Linked DNA regions of Homo sapiens: region 1 is linked to region 2. Evidence: chromatin loops called from intact Hi-C (ENCODE). Cell type or tissue: B cell. All regions are shown on one strand. Links, peaks and the distances in the headings refer to the core of each region. The heading gives the core; the rest is flanking DNA.

What was found. Hi-C counts contacts between places; a loop is a spot of excess contacts. Peaks named below come from ENCODE experiments on the same cell type or tissue, not always from the same donor. Only the 100,000 strongest peaks of a DNase experiment are listed, where the experiment ranks them.
Region 1: a loop joins it to region 2, with 2.3 times the contacts of the local background. A loop is called at or near these places in 3 of 110 quality-filtered maps.

What each region holds. Positions count from the first base shown.
Region 1 is chr14:77,637,021-77,648,191 of GRCh38, reverse strand. No RefSeq gene overlaps it. Among named protein-coding and RNA genes, the nearest start is that of SPTLC2, 26 kb to the right of the region's middle. RefSeq lists an enhancer at 5,777-5,856. In B cell, for the core only: no CTCF peak of the experiment used is centred there; DNase peaks (open chromatin) are centred at 6,021 and 6,741; H3K4me3 peaks cover 1,477 bases; H3K27ac peaks cover 1,254 bases.
Region 2 is chr14:77,587,845-77,599,015 of GRCh38, reverse strand. It overlaps SPTLC2 (serine palmitoyltransferase long chain base subunit 2), which reads left to right. Exons shown (of 12, transcript NM_004863.4): 2 at 1,636-1,830. Among named protein-coding and RNA genes, the nearest start is that of SPTLC2, 23 kb to the left of the region's middle. In B cell, for the core only: no CTCF peak of the experiment used is centred there; DNase peaks (open chromatin) are centred at 5,285 and 7,765; H3K4me3 peaks cover 1,943 bases; H3K27ac peaks cover 7,839 bases.

The sequences.
Region 1 (11,171 bases), core at 2,188-10,187, 48 kb before region 2:
AATGTGTCACTGATTAGGAAGACTGTAGCTCTGGTTCCTTTAAAAAGATTCCAGGCCTAGGCACATCGGCTTATAAGAAATTATCCAAGTGGGTGCACAATGAAGTGCATGCATCCTGCCCTCATTTGAATGCTGATCAAAGTTCAGGCGTATCTCCTAGGGACCCACTCTTATCACAGACTAAGAGTCAATTGTGCAATAAAAAGTGAATGCTTATCATATCACATGGTGATAAATAATACAGGTTGTTTTAATACTCATTTTAAGATTAGATGCTTGTAGTCTAACTTATGATAAGTAAGAATCTCAGGGCTTAGGGATTCAACTTTGAAACAAACTTTCTCCTTTTCCTTTTGAGCTTGGGAATTCATTTAAATAGAGACTTCTTAAGATTGCAAGGTTAGCTTTTACCATTTCTAACAACTTTTCTGTTACTGCAGATTTCTACGGTATTTTGCTGTGGTGGACTCTATTGTTGTTTATGAGTATTCTTTACTCCTTTCTTTCGTTCTTTCTTTTTTTTTTTTGATATGAAGTTTTGCTGTGTTGCCCAGGCTGTAGTGCAGTGGCACAATCTCGGCTCACTGCCACCTCCACCACCTGAGTTCAAGCAATTCTCCTGCCTCAGCCTCCTGAGTAGTTAGGACTACAGGCGTGCGCCATCACGCCCAGCTAATTTTTGTATTTTTAGTAGGGATGGGGTTTTGCTGTGTTGGCCAGGCTCGTCTTGAACATTTGACCTCAAGTGATCCTCCTGCCTTGGCCTCCCAAAGTGCTGGAATTACAGGCATGAGCTACCAGCCCAGCCCTCTTGTCTCCTTTCTTGAATAGGATCATATTTCCTTGCTTGTTGACATCAGGCTTTGACCATGTGATTTGTTTGGGCCAAAAAATGTGAGCAGAGCGATGTGTGTTAATGTTAGAGCCAGAGCTCTAAGAGCCAGCAGTGGTTTTACATGGTTCTCTCTTCCCTCTGGCACAGCAAGGACAGCCAGGCCCTGGCAGGAGGGCGACCTGTAGCAGAGCTGTGGCTGCCCCAGATGGATACAGGGCATGAGCGAGAAATAAACCTTTGTTGTTACATGGCACTGAAATGTTGGGACCAATTGTTACAGCGGCATAACCTAACCTATCCTGACCAAGATGTATGCAAGCAAACCAAAACTATTAACTCTGATACTGAAGCTGACAGGACAGGAGATTGCAATAAACCCAGTTTCATTTTTCCCTAATCATTAACATGATCTAATTGTTCTCATTGATTGAGAGGTAAGTGTTGTAAATTTAAACTCTAAAATAATTACATACTAATAAAATTCTCTATATAATATGATACATAATATATACATACATACATATATTGTAGTCCGCCCTTGCACAGTTTTGCTTTCCATGGTTTCAGTTACTCAGGGTACAGTATAGTAAGATATTTTGACAGAGAGATGAGAGAGAGATGGAGAGAGACCACATTCACATCACATTCATTATAGTATATTGTTATAATTGTTCTATTTTATTATTAGTTATTGTTAATCTCTTACTGTATCTAATTTTGAAATTAAAGATTATCAGAGCTATGTATGTATAGGAAAAAACATAGCGTATATAGAGCTTGGTACCATAAGCAGTATGAGGCATCCTCTGGGGGTCTTGGAATGTAGCCCCGGGAGATATTGGGGGGACTACTGTATACACACATATACATATATACAGTCTCTATAAATTTTTTTTTTTGGGACAGAGTCTCGCTCTGTCGCCCAGGCTGGAGTGCAGTGGTGCGATCTCAGCTCACTACAACCTCCGCCTCCCGGGTTCAAGAGACTCTCCAGCCTCACCTTCCCGAGTAGCTGGGACTACGGGCATGTGCCACTGCATCCAGCTAATTTTATTTTATTTTTTGTATTTTTAGTAGAGACGGGGTTTCACCATGTTGGCCAGGCTGATCTCGAACTCCTGACCTCAGATGATCCGCCCACCTCAGCCTCCCAAAGTACTGGGATTACAGGCGTGAGCCACTGCGCCCAGCCAGTCTCTGTAAATTTTTGAAAACAAAGTTCTGCTTGTAAAAATCATTAAATTCTCAGGACAAAATTCTGGTGTTTATGGGGCAGATCCCCCCCAAAACAAAGCTCAGATGAGAGCTGTCAATCAAAAAAGCTGTTGGCTTTATTGGTGTCTCCTTTTCTAAGCATTTGTTGCCAGTCAACTCCTTTCCAATGAACTTTTTTCTTGAAGTAGGTCCATAGCGTTGATCCACCTACTGTGTCAAGTACTGCAAACCTGGAAGCCATTCTACCTCTTTAACATAGATGGGTATCTCTGCTCAAATCCACTGTGAGTGAAATATTTTAAAATTATTGCAGTAATACATGTACATAGCAAAAAAGGCATACCAGAGATACGTGATAAGTAAATTATCTCTCCCTTCCCTAACCCGCAGTGCCACTTCTCAGAAGTAATTATGTGAGGAATTTCTTATCAGGGCCAGTTTCGCGGGAGTGTTACCGATACAGTCACACAGGCTCCGCACTCAGAAGGACTGTGCGCGCTTCATTTAATGCTCTGCCATTGCCTTCTTGAATTTTTTTTTTTTTTTTAGATGGAGTCTCGCTCTTGTCGCCCAGGCTGGAGTGCAATGACACGATCTTGGCTCACTGCAACCTCCACCTCCCAGGTTCCAGGGATTCTCCTGCCTCAGCCTCCCAAGTAGCTGGGATTACAGGTGCCTGCCACCACGTCTGGCTAATTTTTGTATTTTTAGTAGAGATGGAGTTTCACCGTGTTGACCAGGCTGGTCTCAAACTCCTGACCCCAGGTGATCCGCCCGCCTTGGCCTCCCAAAGTGCTGGGATTACAGGAGTGAGCCACCATACCCAGCCAATTTTAGAAATGTAATTTAACCCATTGTGAGTGCTTGGTAGACAATCCACATAGCCTATGAGTAATGACAGCCTGAGCTATGGGTGTGACTTATAGAGCTGGAGAACTTATTTTTTGTTTGTTTGTTTGAGACAGAGTCTCTCTTTCTTGTCCAGGCTGGAGTGCAGTGGCACAATCACGGCTCACTGTAGCCTTGACCTCTCAGGCTCAAGGGATCCTCCCACCTCAGCCTCAAGAGTAGCTGGAACCGCAGTGCACATCACCATGCCCAGCTAATTTTTGTATTTTTTGTACAGATGGAGTTTCACTATGTTGCCGAGGCTGGTCTTGAACTCCTGGGCTCAAGTGATCCTCCGCCTCGGCATCCCAAAGTGCTGGGATTACAGGCATGAGCCACCGCACCTGGCCCTTCTCAGCTTTTCTATCACTAATTCTCTGCATTAAACATTCTCTGTTTCAAGTGCTCAAAGTGGTTTCCCCTTTCCTGGTTGACCCCTGAATGATTCTCTAAATAATTCTTGCAGACATTACATGTCCTATGATATATCTAGCTCTAGTCACTGGTAATACAGTGTGCTGCATATGAAACTCATTCTAAAAGTAGGCTGACTGGAGTTTGAATCCTGACTCCAACCATTTCCTAGCCTCAGTTCCCTCATCTGCAAAATCAGGATAATACTAAAATCTAGCCCGTAGGGGAAATAGTGCTTGAAACATACTTAGCATAGTGCTTGGCACAGAGTAAGTGTTCAGTGTTAGCTAATATAACAGGAGGAAGATCAGGGGCTTGCGAGAAGCTGACAGTGTCAACCGTAATTCCCAGACTGTTCTCATAATTTATGGTGTGTGCATTGTACAGCATTGTAAGCTCTTGTGTAGCATCCTAGAAACTTGTTTATAATCCCCTACCATGCCCAGAACAGTGATTAGAACATAGGAGAGCCTCAGAAAGTTGGCTTGTTCTTGATTTTGTAATTACCACAGAATACCTTACATTAGGCCCCCCCTTTTCCTATACTGCTTAAAGCTGGCCCTGATCTTGTCCTTAGTTTCTGGGCCTTTGTTTTTGAGACGGAATCTCGCTCTGTCGCCCAGGTTGGAGTGCAGTGGCACGATCTTGGCTCACTGCAACCTCTGCCTCCAGTGTTCAAGTGATCCTCCGGCCTCAGCCTCCTAAGTAGCTGGGATTACAAGTGTGCACCACCACACCTAGCTAATTTTTGTATTTTTAGTATAGATGGGGTTTCACCATTTTGGCCAGGCTGGTCTTGAACTCCTGACCTCAAGTGATCCGCCCGCCTCGTCCTCCCAAAGCGCTGGGATTACAAGTGTGAGCCACCACACCCACCAGTTTTTGGGCCTTTAATCAAAGGACTCCAGTATCTGCGGAGTCCTGTCTCCTCTCCCCACTCACCCCTCACATACCCGACTCAGACCCCAGCGTTTAAAACCAAAAGAACTGCTGAGAACTCCAGACCAGAAATCAGCAAACTTTTTCTGTAGAGGGCCAGACAGTAAAGATTTTGGGTTTTCCAGGCCGCTTATAATTTCTCTTGTAACTACTCAACTCTGCCTTTGCAGTGTGGAACAGCCATTAATGAATGAATGTGGTCGTGTACCAATGAAACTTTATTGCTGGACACTGACATTTGAATTTTATATAATTTTCACACTTCATGAACTATTACTATTCTTTTGACTTCTCTTTAACCATTCAAAAGTGTAAAGACCATTCTTGGCTCTCAGGCTGTACAAAAACAGGCAGCAAGCAGGATTTGGCTGGCAGGTCATAGTTTTCGGTTGGCTTTTGCTCAAGTTCCTGTCTTCTTTTTGTTCCCCTCTTTCTTTCCTTCTTTGCTGTGTGACACTAAGTTACTTAGCCTCTCTGGGCCTCAGTTCTTTACCAGTAACTCTGGAGTGGCAGTAGATGAGTGTTTTTCAAAACCAGATCATCAGTAAGAATGGGATGAAGGGAGGAACAAGAGGGAAGCTGTTGGTTTTGTAGTTTTATTGTTTTTCATCTCTTTTATCTGTTTAGACTTACAGGTAAAATTCTATTCTTTTTTTTTTTTTTTTTTTTTTTTTGAGACAGAGTCTTGCTCTTTTGCCCAGGCCAGAGTGCAGTGGCGTGATCTTGGCTCACTGCAACCTCCGCCTCCAGGGTTCGAGCGATTCTCCTGCCTCAGCCTCCTGAGTAGCTGGGATTACAGGCACTCACCACCACGCCCCGCTAATTTTTGTATTTTTAGTAGAGATGGGGTTTCACCATGTTGGCCAGGCTGGTCTCAAACTCCTGACCTTAGGTGATCCGCCCACCTCGGCCTCCCAAAGCGTTGGAATTACAGGTGTTAGCCACTGCACCTGGCCAAAAATTGCATTCCTACACACACACACACACACACACACACACACACACACACACACACACATTTATTTATTTATTTATTTATTTATTTATTTATTTATTTATTTGAGACAGGGTCTCACTCTGTTGCCCAGGCTGGAGTGCAGTGTCACAATCATAGCTCACTACAGCCTCAAGTTCCTGGGCTCAAGTGATCCTCCTGCCTTAGCCTCCCGAGTAGCTGGGACTACAGGTGCACACCATCACACACGGCCAATTTTTAATTTTTTTTTGTAGAGATAAGGTCTCCCTTTGTTGCCCAGGCTGGTCTCCAACTCTGGGCTCCAGCAATCTTCCAGCCTTGGCCTCCCAAAGTGCTGCGATTACAAGCGTGAGCCACCGCTCCCAGCCTTAACATTCCATTTAAACAAAAAGTACTCTTCCTACAAATACTTTTGGGAAATTGCCAATTAGTCCGGGGGTTCAACGGTTTTTCCTGCCTCCATCAATAACATTTCATGGGGCAGAGGTGAAATAGGTGTGAAAGTTATTGTCCTCCTTGAGCAACCCCTTCCTGACCGTCAGTGCATTTGTTTGTGTCTTGGGTCCTTTCAGTTCCAAGTTTCATTCGCTTATTCATGATGGAAACGTTTGTTGAGCGCCTCGGGTGAGCGGGGCCAGGACTGGATGTTCTGCAGCAGACGGCGCAGGCGCAGAAGTGGCTGAAGGTGCCCGCGCCGAGCGCTGCGGCCTGAACCACCCAGGAGCTCGAGGAAAGAGGGAGGACGGGAGGGAAAGCTGGATCCAGACAGACCCCAGCTCCTGGGTTCCCAGAATTGTCCGGCTATTCCTCCAAAGCCCCCGCTATCTTGCTTCCGACTTCCTTCCGGCGCTTTCTGTAAACACATCTTTCAGTTTCCTGGGCTAGCCTCTCGCCCGCGCATCCTCCCCGCCCTTGGCTCTTCCCTGCACGAGGGAGCGGGGAAAGAGGGTGGAAATCACGCCCTTCTCCCCGCGCTGACCCCGGCTCCCGCTCTCCCTTCTCGGAATGACTCCGTGCCCACCCTCACCGCCCTGCCATCCTCCTGCGATCCTTATCAGGGTCGGCCCCGTGGAAACCCGGCCATCCTCAGGGCGACGTTCTGGCCTCCAGTACAGTTTTCTGACCCCCGTGGGGAACCAGGATCAAGGCCGACCCCAATCTGTTTCAGTGACCTTTTTCTAGAGAGAAAGGTTGTTGCCAGCGATTGCCGGGAACACACACACACCAACACAGTTCTCTTTGGGACTTCAGCCTAAAATAACCGGACGGCCTGATTTTCAGTCTTTGGGCGGGGAGAGGAGGGAATGGGGGATGGTCTAATCCTACCCAGTGTTTCCTCAGTGACAACTTTTCTTCTCTAGGGCCACTACTTTCCTTCCTTATTTCTCTTCTCACCACTTCCTCATTCCTAATTCAAGAAAAGGCCTTAGGAGATTGACTTTAGCTTTTTTTCTTTTTTTTATAATGAGGTAGGGCCTCACTCTGTTGCCCAGGCTGGAGTGCAGGTGCACGATCTCGGCTCACTGGCAGCCTAGAACTCCCGGGCTCAGAGGATCCACCCACTTTAACCTCCCAAGTAGGAGCAAAGGCGCACACCACCACGCCCGGCTACTGTTTTGTTTATTAGTTTGTTTTGCTTTTTCAGACAGGGTCTCACTCTGTCACTAAGGCTGGAGTGCAGTGGTGCTGTAACTGTCCAAGGGGTTCACCTTGCCCGCTGACTAGACAGAGTCCCATTAATCAAGACAGGGGAATTGCAATAAAGAAAGAGGAATTCATGCGGAGCCGGCTGTGCGGGAGACCAGAATTTTATTATTACTCAAATCAGTCTCCCGGAGCATTGGGGGAGCAGAGTTTTTAAGGATAACTTGGTGGTGGGGGGCGGAAGGGGACGGGGCGGGAAGCCAGTGAGCCAGGAGTGCTGATTGGTCAGGGAAGAAATCATAGAGACTGGAAGCTGTCTTCTCGGGCTGAGTCAGTTCCTAGATGGGGGGGGCCACAGGATGAGATGAGCCAGTTTATTGAGCTGGGTGGTGCCAGCTGATCCATCAAGCGCAGGGTCTGCAAAATATCTCAAGCACTGATCTTAGGAGCAGTTTAGGGAGGGTCAGATTCTTGTAGCTTTCAGCTGCATGACTCCTAAACCATAATTTATTTTCTTTTCTTTTCCTTTTTTTTTTTTTTTTTTTTTTTGAGATGGAGTTTTGTCTTGTCGTCCAGGCTGGAGTGCAGTGTTGCCATCTCAGCTCACTGCAAACTCTGACTCCCGGGTTCAGGCGATTCTCCTGCCTCAGCCTCCCGAGTAGCTGGGATTACAGGTATGCATCACCACTCTCGGCTAACTTTTTTTTTTTTTTTGGTATTATTAGTAAAGATGGGTTTCACCATGTTGGCCAGGCTGGTCTTGAACTCCTGACTGCAGGTAATCCACTTACCTTGGACTCTCAAAGTGCTGGGATTACAGGCATGGGCCACCATGCCCGGCCTAAACCATAATTTCTAATCTTGTGGCTAATGTTACTCCTACAAAGGCAATCTAGTCCCCAGGCAAGAAGGAGGTCTGCTTTGGGAAAGGCTGTTACCATCTTTGTTTAAACTATAAACTAAGTTTCTCCCAAAGTTAGTTTGCCCAGGAATGAACAAGGACAACTTGGAGGTTAGAAGCAAGATAAAGTCGGTTAAGTTAGATCTCTTTCACTGTCTCAGTCATAATTTTGCAAAGGCAGTTTCAGTGCAATCTCAGCTCACTGCAACCTCCGCTTCCCGGGCTCAAGCGATCCTCCTGCCTCAGCTTCCCGAGTAGCTGGGACCACAGGCATATGCCACCGCACCCGGCTAACTTTTGTATTTTTTGTAGAGATGGGGTTCCACTGTTGCCCACGCTGGTCTCGAGCTCCTGAGCTCACGCGATCCACCCACCTCAGTCTCCCAAAGTGCTGGGATTACAGGCGTGAGCCACCGTGCCCAGCCTATGGCTACTGTTTTTGGTTTTGTTTTTGAGATGTAGTCTGGCTGTGTCTAGCCCAGGCTGGAGTGCAGTGGCGGAGTGTCGGCTCACTGCAGCTGCCACCTCCCAGGTTCAAGTGATTCTCCTGTCTCAGCCTCCCGAGTAGCTTGGACTACAGGTGTGCACCACCACATCCAGCTAATTTTGTATTTTTAGTAGACACGGGTTTCATCATGTTGGCCAGGCTGGTCTCAAACTCCTGACAGGTGATCCACCTGCCTCGGCCTCCTGAAGCGCTGGGATTTCAGGCATGAGCCACTGTGCCAGGCAGCTACTGTTTTTGTATTTTATTTATTGTAGAGAAGGGTCTCACTATGTTGCCCAGACTGGTCTCAAACTCCTGAACTAAAGCAATCCGCCCACCTTGGCCTCCCAAATGGTGGGATTATAGGCTTGAGCCACCACACCCTCCAGAATCTTGACTTCTTAACTGAGGAATTTCTCAGCTACCTCCTACCTACCTGTTACCTCTCTCGGCTTTCCACCTGCTGTTAGAATCTGTTCCTTCTTGCTGGGGGCAAGAAGGATTACGCCTGTAATCCCAGCACTTTGGGAGGCCAAGGCAGGTGGATCACTTGAAGTTAGGAGTTCGAGACCAGCCTGGCCAACATGATGAAACCCTTCTCTACTAAAAATACAAAATTTAGTCAGGCATGGTGGCATGTGCCTATAATCCCAGCTACTTGGGAGGCTGAGACAAGAGGATCGCTTGAGACAGGGAGGTGGAGGTTGCAGTGAGCCAAGATCATGCCACTGCACTCTAGCCTGGATGACAGAGCAAGACTCCACCTCAAAAAAGGAAAAGAGTCTGTTCCTTCTTCTCAAGCTTAATGTCCCCTTCCCACCCACTCCCTAGCATTCCTAACCTGACTCATCTCCCTTCCTTTCTGCCTCATGAAATATAGTAGACATTTTAGGGTTATCTTTTAGACCATGCATGCCTTTTCTCTGAGAATTTCCTACACACAGACGCATACCCTGCAGTGGTGGGCCCCAGGCAGCTATGTTTGGGCGTGTGATTTGCCCCTATGGCATTAACTGAGACAGAGTGTACATGACTCACAACTGGGTCAAGCATATTCTCTTTTGTGGACTTTAGAATTAGGCTTGAGAAGCTGGCTGCAGCCTGAGTTGGTTGGTTTCTTGGATGCAGGAAATGTAGATAGGGAGGGCTTTGCCATGTGAATATTGGATTGGTGAAAACTGGTCTGTAGAAAGTGCAAAGGATCCAGATTCCCAGAAGCAGAGATGAGGCTGGAGGAAAGAGGAATTCCTTAGGGGTATTACTGCTTTCTAGTTCCTGCCTCCTGATCTTCAGGAGGAGCTGCCCTTGGGTCCCTTGAGACTCACAATGGATGTGTTACAGTCTGTATGAATTAAGATGTACTTGCCTACAAGTAAGAAAGTCTAAATGATAGTGACTTGAACCACTAGCACATGTTGTTTCCTTAAGAAGTCTGGGCTGGGCACAGTGGCTTACACCTGTAATCCCAGCATTTTGGGAGGCCAAAGCAGGAGGCTTACTTGAGCCCAGGAGTTCAAGACCAGCCTAGGCAACATAGAAAGAACCTGGCTCTACAAAAATAATAATAATAATAATAATAATAATAATAATAGCCAGGCACAGTGGTGGGCACCTGTAGTCCCATCTACAAGGGAGGCTGAGGCAGGAGGATTACTTGAGCCCAGGAGGTCAAGGCTGCAGTGAGCTGTGATTGCACCATGATTGCACCACTGCACTCCAGCCTGGGCGACAGAGCAAGATCCCATCTCAAAGAAAAAGAGTCTGGAGTTAGGTAGAGCCAGGGTTTCATCAGCTCAGCTATGTCATCAAAGACTCAGGCTCTTTCCATCTTTTGGTCACTCAGCATGTTGACTCTTCATTATTTTGCTTATTGCCTCATGGTCTCAAAATAGCTGCCATGGCTCCAGATATCATGTCCTCCATTCATTGCATCAAGTCACTGGGAAAGCAGCAGGAGTAAAAGGGCTCAATTTTTGCTAAAGGAAAATCCCTCATTTTCAGAGGCCCCACAGACTTCCTTATCTCATTGGATAGAACTGTGTCACTTATCTACACTACCTGCAAGGGAGGTTGGAAGAGTAAGTGCCTGGCAAAGGAAAATTTGGTTTCCATGATTACCTTAGGCCAATTATGATTCATAGGGCTGGCAGGACATCTGCTTCTCTGAAATCAGTGAATTTCCTCCCTGTCCTTGAACAAAATCAGCAGGGAAAGAGGGGAGAGGTGATACATAGAAAACAGTATCTGGCACACCTTCCCAAAACTTCCTGTTCCATTTAAGCTAGTTTACTTATATTTGTCACTTGTAACCAAAAGAACTTTGACTAAGGATGCCTGTTAAAGAGAAATGACTCAGCCAGGCACTGTGGCTCACACCTGTAATCTCAGCACTTTGGGAGGCTGAGGCAGGTGGATCACTTGAGGTTAGGAGTTCAAGACCAGCCTGGCCAAAATGCTGAAACCCCGTCTCTATTAAAAATACAAAAAGTAGCTGGGCATGGTATGGGTGCCTGTAATCCCAGCTACTCGGGAGGCTGAGGCAGGAGAATCGCTTGAACCCAGGAAGAAGAGGTTGCAGTGGGTCAAGATCGTACCACTGCACTCCAACCTGTGTGATATTGTGAGACTCTGTCTCAAAAAAAAAAAAAAAAAAGAGAATTACCTCTTTCCATGTTTCTCAGGCTCACTTAATCACTCTTGACCTCTGCCCAATGTCTTTCTCCTCACCAGAGAGGGGGGTGGGGTGCCTGGTTGGTGTGGGACATGTTCCTCCACTGGATAAGAATGATCTATCAATGGTCCTGGCTTGGAGGATCTGGTCTCTTATTTCTTTTCTACCAGGACAAGTGGGAGAGCAGCATATGTACTTGTT
Region 2 (11,171 bases), core at 1,504-9,503:
ATTCATGTCAGTTACTAACAATTTTTCCCCTTGTTTTGGGTTTCACTTTCTTTTTACTTTTATATAATGCTGGGCCACACTTTTTTTTTTTTTTTCTGTATCACCTAGGCTGTAGGGAAGTGGCATGATCATGGCTCACTGCCATCTCGACCTTCTGGGCTCAGGTGATCCTCCCACCTATCTCCTGAGGACCTGGGACTACAGGCATGTGCCACCATGTCCAGCTAGTGTTTTTGTTTTTTGTTTTTGTAGAGGCAAGATTTTGCCATGTGCCCAGGCTGGTCTCAAACTCCTGGGCTCAAGTTATCTGCCCACCTTGGCCTCCCAAAGTGCTAGGATTACAGGCATGCGCCACTGCACCCAGCCTGGACCACACTTATATAAACATCTTAGTTTTTTGCATGATTTACTTGTGTTATCACTACCAACAAAGGTTAATTTGAACTACGTGTTTCTGCAGGGGCCTACTGCTGATAATTATTTGGAATACTATGGCTGGGTGGCTTTAAGAATGTGTGGTAGTAAAACATTTACAAATATTTTACATTCTAATAAAGCTGAATTTACTTTTGAACTTTTGATCTCTTCATCTGTAGGCCAATATAGTACTTTTTTGGGACAGGCTTTCTCTTTGTTGATTTATATTTTTTGCTTTTTTTATTAGAACAAAAGAAATTATGCTAGCATTTTAGAATCTATTTAAGAAAATCAAATAATGATAAAAATCAGTGTTAGGTGGTGTTCTTATGCAGTCCTTCTTGCTCCCCTTCTTTTACTGTTCATCTGAAGGGCATATAATTTATAAGTTATTTCTATTGAAAACAAGTAGCCCTGCTTATCTCTTAGTGTTAGATTTGACTGTTGCTTACAAAATTCTTTTTTTTTTTTTTTTTGAGATGGGGTTTCGCTCTTATTTCCCAGGCTGGAGTGCAATGGCTTGATCTCGGCTCCCCACAACTTCCATCTCCAAGGTTCAAGCAATTCTCCTGCCTCAGCCTCCTGAATAGCTGAGATTATAGGCATGCGCCACCACACCCACCTAGTTTTGTATTTTTAGTAGAGATGGGTTTTCTCCATGTGATCAGGCTGGGCTTGAACTCCCAACCTCAGGTGATTCGTCCGCCTCGGCCTCCCAAAGTGCTGGGATTATAGGCGTGAGCCACCGTGCCTGGCCTAAAATTCTTTTTTTTTTTTTTCTTGTTTCCAGTGAGGTTGGAACTTAGAAAATTCCTTTTTTTTTTTGACACGGAGTCTTGCTCTGTCACCCAGGCAGGAGTGCAGTGGCGTGATCTTGGCTTACTGCAGCCTCCACTTCCCAGATTCAAGCAACTCTCCTCCCTCAGCCTCCCAAGTAGCTGGGATTAGAGGTGTGCACCACCAATCCTGGCTAATATTTGCATTTTTAGTAGAGACAGGTTTCACCATGTTGACCAGGCTGGTCTTGAACTCCTGACCTCAAGTGATCTGCCCGCCTCAGCCTCCCAAAGTGCTGGGATTACAGGTGTGAGCCAGTGCGCCCGGCGGAACTTAGAAAATTCTTAAGGTATAATTCAGCAAATCTCTAAGGACCTAGATTTTAGGTAGGAATGTTTTTCTTGCCATGATGGAAATAAACATTTTTAACCTCTCTTTTAGATCCATCATGTTACACAAAATGGAGGACTATATAAAAGACCGTTTAATGAAGCTTTTGAAGAAACACCAATGCTGGTTGCTGTGCTCACGTATGTGGGGTATGGCGTACTCACCCTCTTTGGATATCTTCGAGATTTCTTGAGGTATTGGAGAATTGAAAAGTGTCACCATGCAACAGAAAGAGAAGAACAAAAGGTAACTGTTAGAGAGTTTTTGATTCTGTAAATAGAAGCCTTTTATGGAAATCTTAGTATTTTTGCACAAAAGCTTTTTCTCAGAAATTTGGGTACACATTAAAATTAAACTATTCCAGATGCAGTTAAATGAAAACATTCTACAAAGAAAGCTGAAAAATAACAAGGTTAAAGATATCAAAGCATTCATCATGGGTTTAATCAAGAAGAACCTAAGGAGGTGGGCGGCACTATCCCTGTTTTATGGATTAGAAATCAAAAAGTCACAAGTTAAACAACGTTTCCCAAGATGCCAGGTGTCAGAGCTGCTGTGTGGACAGAGGACTGTGAAGTGAAAAAGCCTTGCTCTTTCTGTTCATACCAGCATGCTGAATCCCAGGTTGTGTTTACCATTTTCTGAAAAGGTTGTATTCTTTGGAATTAATAATGTGTTTTCTCATAGATACATTATACATAGTTGGGTGATTCACACATCAGCTCCTCTCCCCAGACAAACAAGCTGTAATACAGAATGTGGCCAACCGATTCTATTTACGGTAAACAACACTCTTGTTTTAGGAATGGCAAACATATGAGCATGGTTGTCTGGGGAAGAGGGCTTCTTCATTCACTTCACTTTTCTCTGCATGTTCCTTTGTACCTCTGAAGGGTTTTTTGTTTGTTTGTTTGTTTGTTTATTTTTTGAGACAGAGTCTCGCTTTGTCAACCCAGGCTGGAGTGCAGTGGTGCGATCTCGGCTCACTGCAAGCTCTGCCTCCTGGGTTCACACCATTCTTCTGCCTCAGCCTCCCAAGTAGCTGGGACTACAGGCACCTGCCACCACGCCCGGCTAATTTTTTTTTTTTTTTTGAGACAAGTCTTGCTCTGTCGCCCAGGCTGGAGTGCAGTGGCTCGGTCTCGGCTCACTGCAAGCTCCGCCTCCCGGGTTCACACCATTCTCTGGCCTCAGCCTCCCCAGTATCTGGGACTACAGGTGCCTGCCACCGTGCCCGGCTAATTTTTTTTGTGTTTTTAGTAGAGACGGGGTTTTACTGTGTTAGCCAGGATGGTCTCAATCTCCTGACCTTGTGATCCACCCACCTCGGCCTCCCAAAGTGCTGGGATTACAGGTGTGAACCACTGTGCCTGGCCAGTTTTTTTGTTTTTTTTACTTGTTATTGACTTGAAGCTCACTTCTGGAGTTGTATACATTACATATGTGTTACCTAGTCTCCATAAATAAATAAAATGAGGGTTAAAGATGCCTAATTTTACTAAAAATAAAACAAACCTGTGTGTTCTTGGCATGTCCCACATGGCAAAAGGTTGTCTTTTAGCCCAGGCAAATGTACCAGATTAGAGAAGGACTTAAGACATTAGAGTTTTTTTGTGGTTCCTGTGCGTCCGAGGAAAAGAGGCAGGTGTGGGGTGAGCAAAGTCAACGCTGAGACGAGCCAGTGAACATTGATTGTAGAAGAAACAATTATTCAGGTAATGGATAGTGGTCATGTGCAAATGGGAAGAGTATATCACGAAAACATTGTCAGTTACTAGGAAGACAAAACCAGTCAGTAGATACATGGATTCAAAAGTGGCTCCTGGGAGAACTCAAGATTAGGCATCCTTTCTCTCTCATCTCAACCATCTTGTACTCCATCCGAGCCCCAGCACAAGTTGGCCATCCTACTCATTGCCCTGCAAGTTAATTTCACAAAGAAGGTAAATAAGTTTTTTGAATGCAAAGCCCTGCATTCAGAAGTTGGTCCAGTAACCCTAAGTAATTTTTATCTTTTAAAACCCAAACACATTTTTAACATTTTTTATTTTATTATCATTATTTTTTAGACAAGAGTCTCGCTCAGTCACCCAGGCTGGAGTACAGTGGTGTGATCTCGGCTCACTGCAACCTCCGCCTCCCGGGTCCAAGCAATTCTCATGCCTCAGCTTCCCAAGTAGCAGGGAGTACAGGCATGTGCTACCACTCCCGAGATAATTTTGTATTTTTAGTAGAAACGAGGTTTCACCATGTTGGCCAGGCTGTTCTCAAACTCCTTGACCTCAAACGATCCACCTGCCTCGGCCTCCCAAAGTGCTGGGATTACAGATGCGAGCCACTGTGCCTGGCCCACATTTTTAATACGTTTTGATCCCCCTTCTCCCCCTGAGCATGTCCACTCAGAGTGCATCTACAGTACGTTGATTTTGTATAGCCCTCAGTGACAGCTTACCATACCCTTCCTAGGTTGTACAGTATTGTAGTTACTTGTTCACAGGCCTGTATCCTCCTACTAGACTGAGTTGATGGCAGTTATGACCGATGGTAGCTGAAGTTTTATTTAAATATTCAAACTAAAAACTCTTTATCTGCAGGGACCTCTCCTAGTGTAGATGCATAGTCGAAACTTGATAATTGACGTGTATTGCTGGTGGTGAGGGAAGTGCTGATTGTGGTGCAGACAGCACATTCCTGGATGAGGGGATAGTATAGGCAAAGGCATGAAGAATGTTTGGGAGAATCTGGAATGTAGACAGAAGAGAAATTGTGTTTTGAAAATCAAAGTAAGAAGTTTGGTAGGCAATGAGGAGTATTGTTTTTGTTTTTGTTTTTAAATAGAGACAGCGTCTCGCCATGTTGCCCAGGCTGGTCTCAAACTCCTGTGCTCAAGCGATCCTCCTGCCTTGGCCTCCCAAAGTGTTGGGATTATAGGAGTGAGCCACCATGACCCCAAGGGCAGTTTTTGATCAGGGGATTTTTCATACAGCTTGTGCAGCTGGTGCTCAAAGTGTGATGAATGAATGAAACCAACAAGATGTATCTGAATTACTTTGTGAGTACATTATCTTTGGAACTTGTTTCATGTTTACAGAAAGTAAATTGGTGGTTTAAGTGTTGGGAGCTGCCTGTGTATCCTTTGTGTGAAAGAATTAGAACACACAGATTTTATTCTTAAGTAGTTTCTAATTTTGTTGAGGAAACAAACATTTGAAAGTTATGGGCCTTTGCAAAACCATTATACAAGTAAATAATACTTAGATTATATGAAGATATAGAACAAAAAAAGTATCTGAGTAGCATAGGGTTAATCAGGAAACAATTCTTGGAGGAAGTAATACAAGGAAATGGGAGGCTGAGGAGAGCATTTGCCTCTGCAGTTTATGGAGAGGATTTTATTAAATTATTCAAATTCATTTCAATAGAATATTCCCAGTAGATAACATTAGCATTTAAAACAGCCAACTTCTGCCATTTTCTTACAAAAATTCAGCTTTTAGAGGGAAAGGAAAAGTCATTCCTTTCCTGTGATAGATCATGTTTGTTTTCTAATGTTGGATTAGAGATGGGGAAAGAGGGAGGCAAATTAAGTGTTAAACTGGAAGGAGGTGAGGGAAAGTGGTTGCTTGGGATCATAAAATGCAAACATAATGTTGCTACTTCCTCATTTCACTGAGAGAGTGGTATTCATAACCACATCCTGGTTTTCTTCCTCATTTCATTATAAAAGAGAGCCCAGTTTAACTGTGTTAATTCTTTGATGTAAGGAAATACCGTATGTTGCTTTGAATACAACTAAATCACATGATCATACCAATAAAGATGAGTTACCATGAGTTTGTTCTATTTTATATACATTGCATAAAATTCTTGGAATTCTTTACCCCTTAATCCTCTGTTATTCGTGGTGTTTTGGATGAGAATGTTGTTTTTCTCAATCTATGGATTATTTCTTTGTGATGTGAGGTGAAGCTAGTAGTTCAGAAACACGTACGTGACAGATACAGCAAAAGCTTGAATTAATAAAGATGTTCTAGGCTGAGGCAGGAGGATCACTCAAGGCCAGGAGTTTGAGACCAGCTGACACAACATAATGAAACCTCATCTCTACAAAATGAAAAAATTTAATTCAGAAAAAAATATTCTAATATTTAGATAGGAAATAGCTAGGAACGTAAGGAGTAAATTATGGTAGGTAGTTACCACACACTGACAAAATTTTAAACTAACATTTTGCCTCCACAGCTTGTTCATGATCAGATATTTAAAAACGGGAGGACCAAATACCACATTCTCACTTATTTTTTAATTTTTTTAATTTTTTTTTTTTTTGAGATGGAGTCTCACTCTGTCGCCCAGGCTGGAGTACAGTGGCGTGATCTCGGCTCACTGCAATCTCCGCCTCCACGGTTCAAGTGATTCTCTTGCCTCAGCCTCCCAAGTAGCTGGAATTACAGTCATGCACCACCACGCCCAGCTAATTTTTTGTATTTTTAGTAGATACAAGGTTTCACCATGTTGGCCAGCCTGGTCTCAAACTCCTGACCTCAGCCTGCCTTGGCCTCCCAAAGTGCTGGGATTACAGGAGTGAGCCACCGTGCCTAGCCTGTTCTCACTTATAAGTGGGAGCTAAATGATGAGAACATATGGATACAAAGAGGAAAATGACACTTGTGGTGGGTAGGAAGAGGGAGAGGATTAGAAAAAATAACCCATTGGGTGCTAGGCTTAGTACCTGGGTGACAAAATAATCTGTACAACAAGCCATTGTGATGCGAGTTTACCTGCACAACCTGCACACGTACCCCTGAACCTAAAATAAAAGTTACAAAAAATAAGTAGATTAAAAATGGGAGGGATAGGATACGGCGAAGGGACATTATATGTTTATATCCCAATAGGCTTATTTTCAAGATACAAAAGAAAGAAAGAAATTCAAATACATTACTAGGAATTCCCAGAGGGATTTTATTCTTGGCCTCCTTCAAAAAGTAGCGTACAGCCGGGTGCGATGGCTCACACCTATAATCCCAGCACTTTGGGAGGCCGAGGTGGGTGGATCACCTGAGGTCAGGAGTTCAAGACCAGCCTGGCCAACGTGATGAAACCCCATCTCTACTAAAAATACAAAAATTAGCCAGGCGTGGTGGTGGGCACCTGTAATCCCAGCTACTTGGGAGGCTGAGGCAGGAGAATGGCTTGAACCTGGGAGGCGGAAGTTGCAGTAAGCTGAGATCTTGTCACAGCACTCCAGCCTGGGCAATAGAGACTGTCTCAAAATAAAAAAAAAAAAGTAGCGTACTAAGAATATTCTGGTACCTGTCATTTTGGTGCATTAAGCTAGGGGATTGATTGTTTGGTTTGTCTTCTTTAATTCTGTGTATGATTCTACATTTAAAAAGAACACAACTGGCTGGGCACGGCGGCTCACGTCTATAATCCTAGCACTTTGGGAGGCCAAGGCGGGCGGATCACCTGAAGTCAGGAGTTGAGACCAGCCTGACCAACATGGTGAAACCCGGTCTCTACTAAAAATACAAGAATTATCTGGGGCGTGGTGGCACATGCCTGTAATCCCTGCTACTTGGGAGGCTGAGGCACGAGAATCACTTGAACCAGAGAGGTGGAGGTTGCAGTGAGCCAAGATCACACCATTGCACTCCAGCCTGGGCAACAAGAGAGAAACTCCGTCTAAAAATAAATACATACATACATACATACATACATACATACATACATACAGAAGAGCACTACTTAGCTCCCCCAGAATCATCTGAACCTGGGAGGTGGAAGTTGCAGTGAGCTAAGATTGCACCACTGCACTCCACCCTGGACAATGGAGCGAGATTGTCTAAAAAAAATAAGAAGAATAAAAAATAAAGAGCACTGTATTTCATTGTTTTGTGTTAGTTGCTGGGCACAGGACAGCAGTAGTCTTTTTAAATAATTGACATATCATAAAGGTTACCTATTTAAAGTGTACGATACAATGGTTTTTAGTATATCTACAGAGTTGTGCAGCCAGCACCACAATTTAATTTTGTAATGTTTTTCTCTTCTGAAAAAGAAACCATGAACCATTAGCAGTCACTCCTTCCTCATCCACCCTCCCCACCCTCGGCAGCCACTAATCTACTTTCTGTCTCTGTAGATTTACTATTCGGGACTTTTCATATAAATGGATGTTTCATGTAAATGGGATCATACAGTGTATGTTCTTCTGTGTCTGGCTCCTTTCACTTGGCGTAATGTATTTGAAGTTCATGTTGTAGCATGTATCGGTACTTCATTGCTTCCTATTGCTGAATAATATTTCATCATATGGAGCAGTCATCTCTACTTACTATAGGGATTTCTCACTGGTAAAAAACTATACTCAAAATAAACCTTTCAAAGAAGCTTTGTGTAGTAGGTTTACCACTGTATCTGTTTGGACTAGTGGCAGTAGGTTTACCTCTGTATCCGTTTGGACTAGTGCCAGTGTTAGGTTTGCAAGAGTTTCCCTGTTACCTGTTTTCCCTGTTTTTCATGCCAGGAAAGCTTTTCCTTCAAATAGTCCCATGGCTAGTTCCCTCACTTCCATTTTATCCTCTGTTCTACCCAGGGCACCCCAGCTAATTTGCAGCATGTCTCCCCCTTTCCTTTTTGCTTTTGTTTCTGTTGGTATTTGTCACTGTCTAACATACTTTATTTATTTTTATTTTTATTTATTTTTATTTTCTTGAGACAGTGTCTTGCTCTGTTGCCCAGGCTGGAGTGCAATGGCGCGATCTCGGCTTACTGCAACTTCTGTCTCCCAGGTTCAAGCAATTCTCCTGCCTCAGCCTCCAGAGTGGCTGGGACTACAGGCATGTGCAACCACACCTAATTTTTGTGTTTTTAGTAGAGACAGGGCTTTGCCATGTTGGCCAGGCTGGTCTTGAACTCCTGGGCTCATGTTTATCTATCTGCCCACCTCGGCCTCCCAAAGTGCTGGGATTACAGGCGTGAGCCACTGAGCCTGGACTAGCAAACTTTGTATTTTATATGTTTATCTCTTCCACCAGAATACAAATTCCAAGAGGGCAAGGATTATTACCTTTTTGTTTACTACTCTGTACTATAGAGTGCTTGGCACATATTAGACGCTCGGTAAATGTTTAAGATACAAGGCCAGAGGCCAGGCGTGTTAGCTCACACCTGTAATTTCAAGCACTTTGGGAGGCTGAGGTGGGAAGATAGCTTGAGCGCAGGAGTTTGAGACCAACCTGAGCAATGTAACAAGACCCTGTCTCAACAAGAAAATTAAAAAATTAGCTGGGTGTGGTGGCCTACACCCATAGTCTTAGCTACTTGGGAGACTGAGGTGGGAGGATCACTTGTACCTAGGAGTTCAAGGCTGCTGTGAGCTGTGATTGAGCCACTGCACTCTAGCCTGGGTGACAGAGTGAAACCTTGTCTTTTTTTTTTTTTTTTTTGAGACAGGGTCTTGCTCTATCATCCAGGCTGGAGTGCAATCGCATGATCTCAGCTCACTGCAGTCTCTGCCTTCTGGGTTCAAGTGATTCTCATGCCTCAGCCTCCTGAGTAGCTGGGACTGCAGGCGTGCACCACCACGCCCAGCTAATTTTTTGTATTTGTGTGTGTGTGTGTGTGTGTGTGTGTGGAGACGGACTCTCGCTCTGTCGCCCAGGATGGAGTGCAATGGCGCAATCTTGGCTTACTGCAACCTCTGCCTCCCGGGCTTAAGCGATTCTTCTGCCTCAGTCTCCCAAGTAGCTGGGATTACAGGCATCTGCCATAACACCTGGCTAATTTTTGTATTTTTAGTAGAGACAGGGTTTCACCATGTTGGCCAGGCTGGTCTTGAACTCCTAACCTTAGGTAATCTGCCCACCTCGACCTCCCAAAGTACTGGGATTACAGGCATGAGCCACCGTGCCTGGCCATTATCTCTAAAAAAAAAAAAAAAAGTTTAAGATATGAATGGTATTGTGAGTGGTGGTAACAGTAACAATGTAAAGTATTTTGAAGTATTTGTAGTCGAGGTAGGTGTGTACGTACACACATGCACACACAAACATACAAATGACTGTTTTAGATGTAGGAAAAACCAGTGTTTTTTTATCTTGAAATCTCATTCTGCGCTTTCATGGACAGCATAGAAACAGCAAGGAAGTGGCTTCCTGTTTTTAACATTAAAAACAGGAAAGGACAGACGGTGGTATGACCTATATGAACAGTAAGGAAAGTCGTTAATTAACCATGGTTGAAAGGTTTAAAAGTTGTAGTCTGAAAACCTTTCATTGAGTATTTCACCTACTTTTCTTCATTAAGTAGAGATAAAAACAGAATTATTGGTTTATAAAATACTTTTAGAATTTATAATGCTTTCCTTTTCCCTTTTTCTTTTCTTTCTTTGTGTGTTTTTTTTTTTTTTTTTTTTTTTTTTTTTTTTTGAGACAAGGTCTTACTCTGTCACCCAGGCTGAAGTGCAGTGGCACAATCTCAGCTCACTGCAGCCTCGACCTCCCTGTGCTCAGGTGATCCTCCCACCTCAGCCTCCGGAGTTGCTGGAACTACAGGCACGTACCACCATGCCCTGCTAATTTTTGTGTTTTGTTGTAGAGACTGGGTTTTGCCCCCAGGCTGATCTTGAACTTCTGGGCTTAAGTGATCCGCCTGCCTCAGCCTCCTAAAGTGCTGGGATTATAGGCATGAGCCACTGTGCCTGGGCCAGATTTTTTTTTTTTCTTTTCAGAGACAGGATCTTGCTCTGTTGCCCAGGGTTGAGTGCAGTGGCACAATCTCAGCTCGCTGCAACCTTTGCCTCCCACGCTCCAGTGATTCTCCCACCTCAGCTTCTTGAGTAGCTGGGACTAGAGGCGCACGCTACCACAACTGGCTAATTTTTGTTTTTTTTTTTTTGTAGAGACAGGGTTTCGCCTTGTTGCCCAGGTTGATCTTGAACTCCTGAGCTCAAGCGATCCACCTGCCTTGGCCTCCCAAAATCCTGGGATTATAGGCATCCACCACTGCGTCCAACTATAATGAATTTTAACTGTGTGATGACTCCATTTTCAACACTTCCTCAGGTGGGAATTATTTGGGATTTAAAAATTCTTAATTTAAGTTTTGAAACAACTTTGTCATGTTTCAGTTACTTCTAAATCTATCTCATAAGGCTATTTCCTTCTTTAGTAGAAAATACATTTTCCAGCTGGGTGTGGTGGCTCATACCAATAATCCCAGCAGTTTGGGAGACTGAGGCAGGAGGATTGTTTGAGGTTAGGAGTTTAGACTGGCGTGGGCAACAGAGAGAGATCTTGTCTCTACAAAAAATTTAAAAATTAGCCAAGCATGGTGGTGTGCACCTGTATGTAGTCCTGGCTACTTGAGAGGCTGAGGTGGGGAGATAGCTTGAGTCCAAGAATTTGAGGCTGCAGTGAGCTATGATCATGCCACTTCTCTCCAGCCTGGGTTACAGAGTGAGACACTGTTTCTAACAATAACAACAACAACAACAACAAATGTTGCCCAAATAAAAATTCAAAACGTTATAGATTTTTTTTTTACTATCTTGTCTTTGATATGCAATATTATGTTTATAA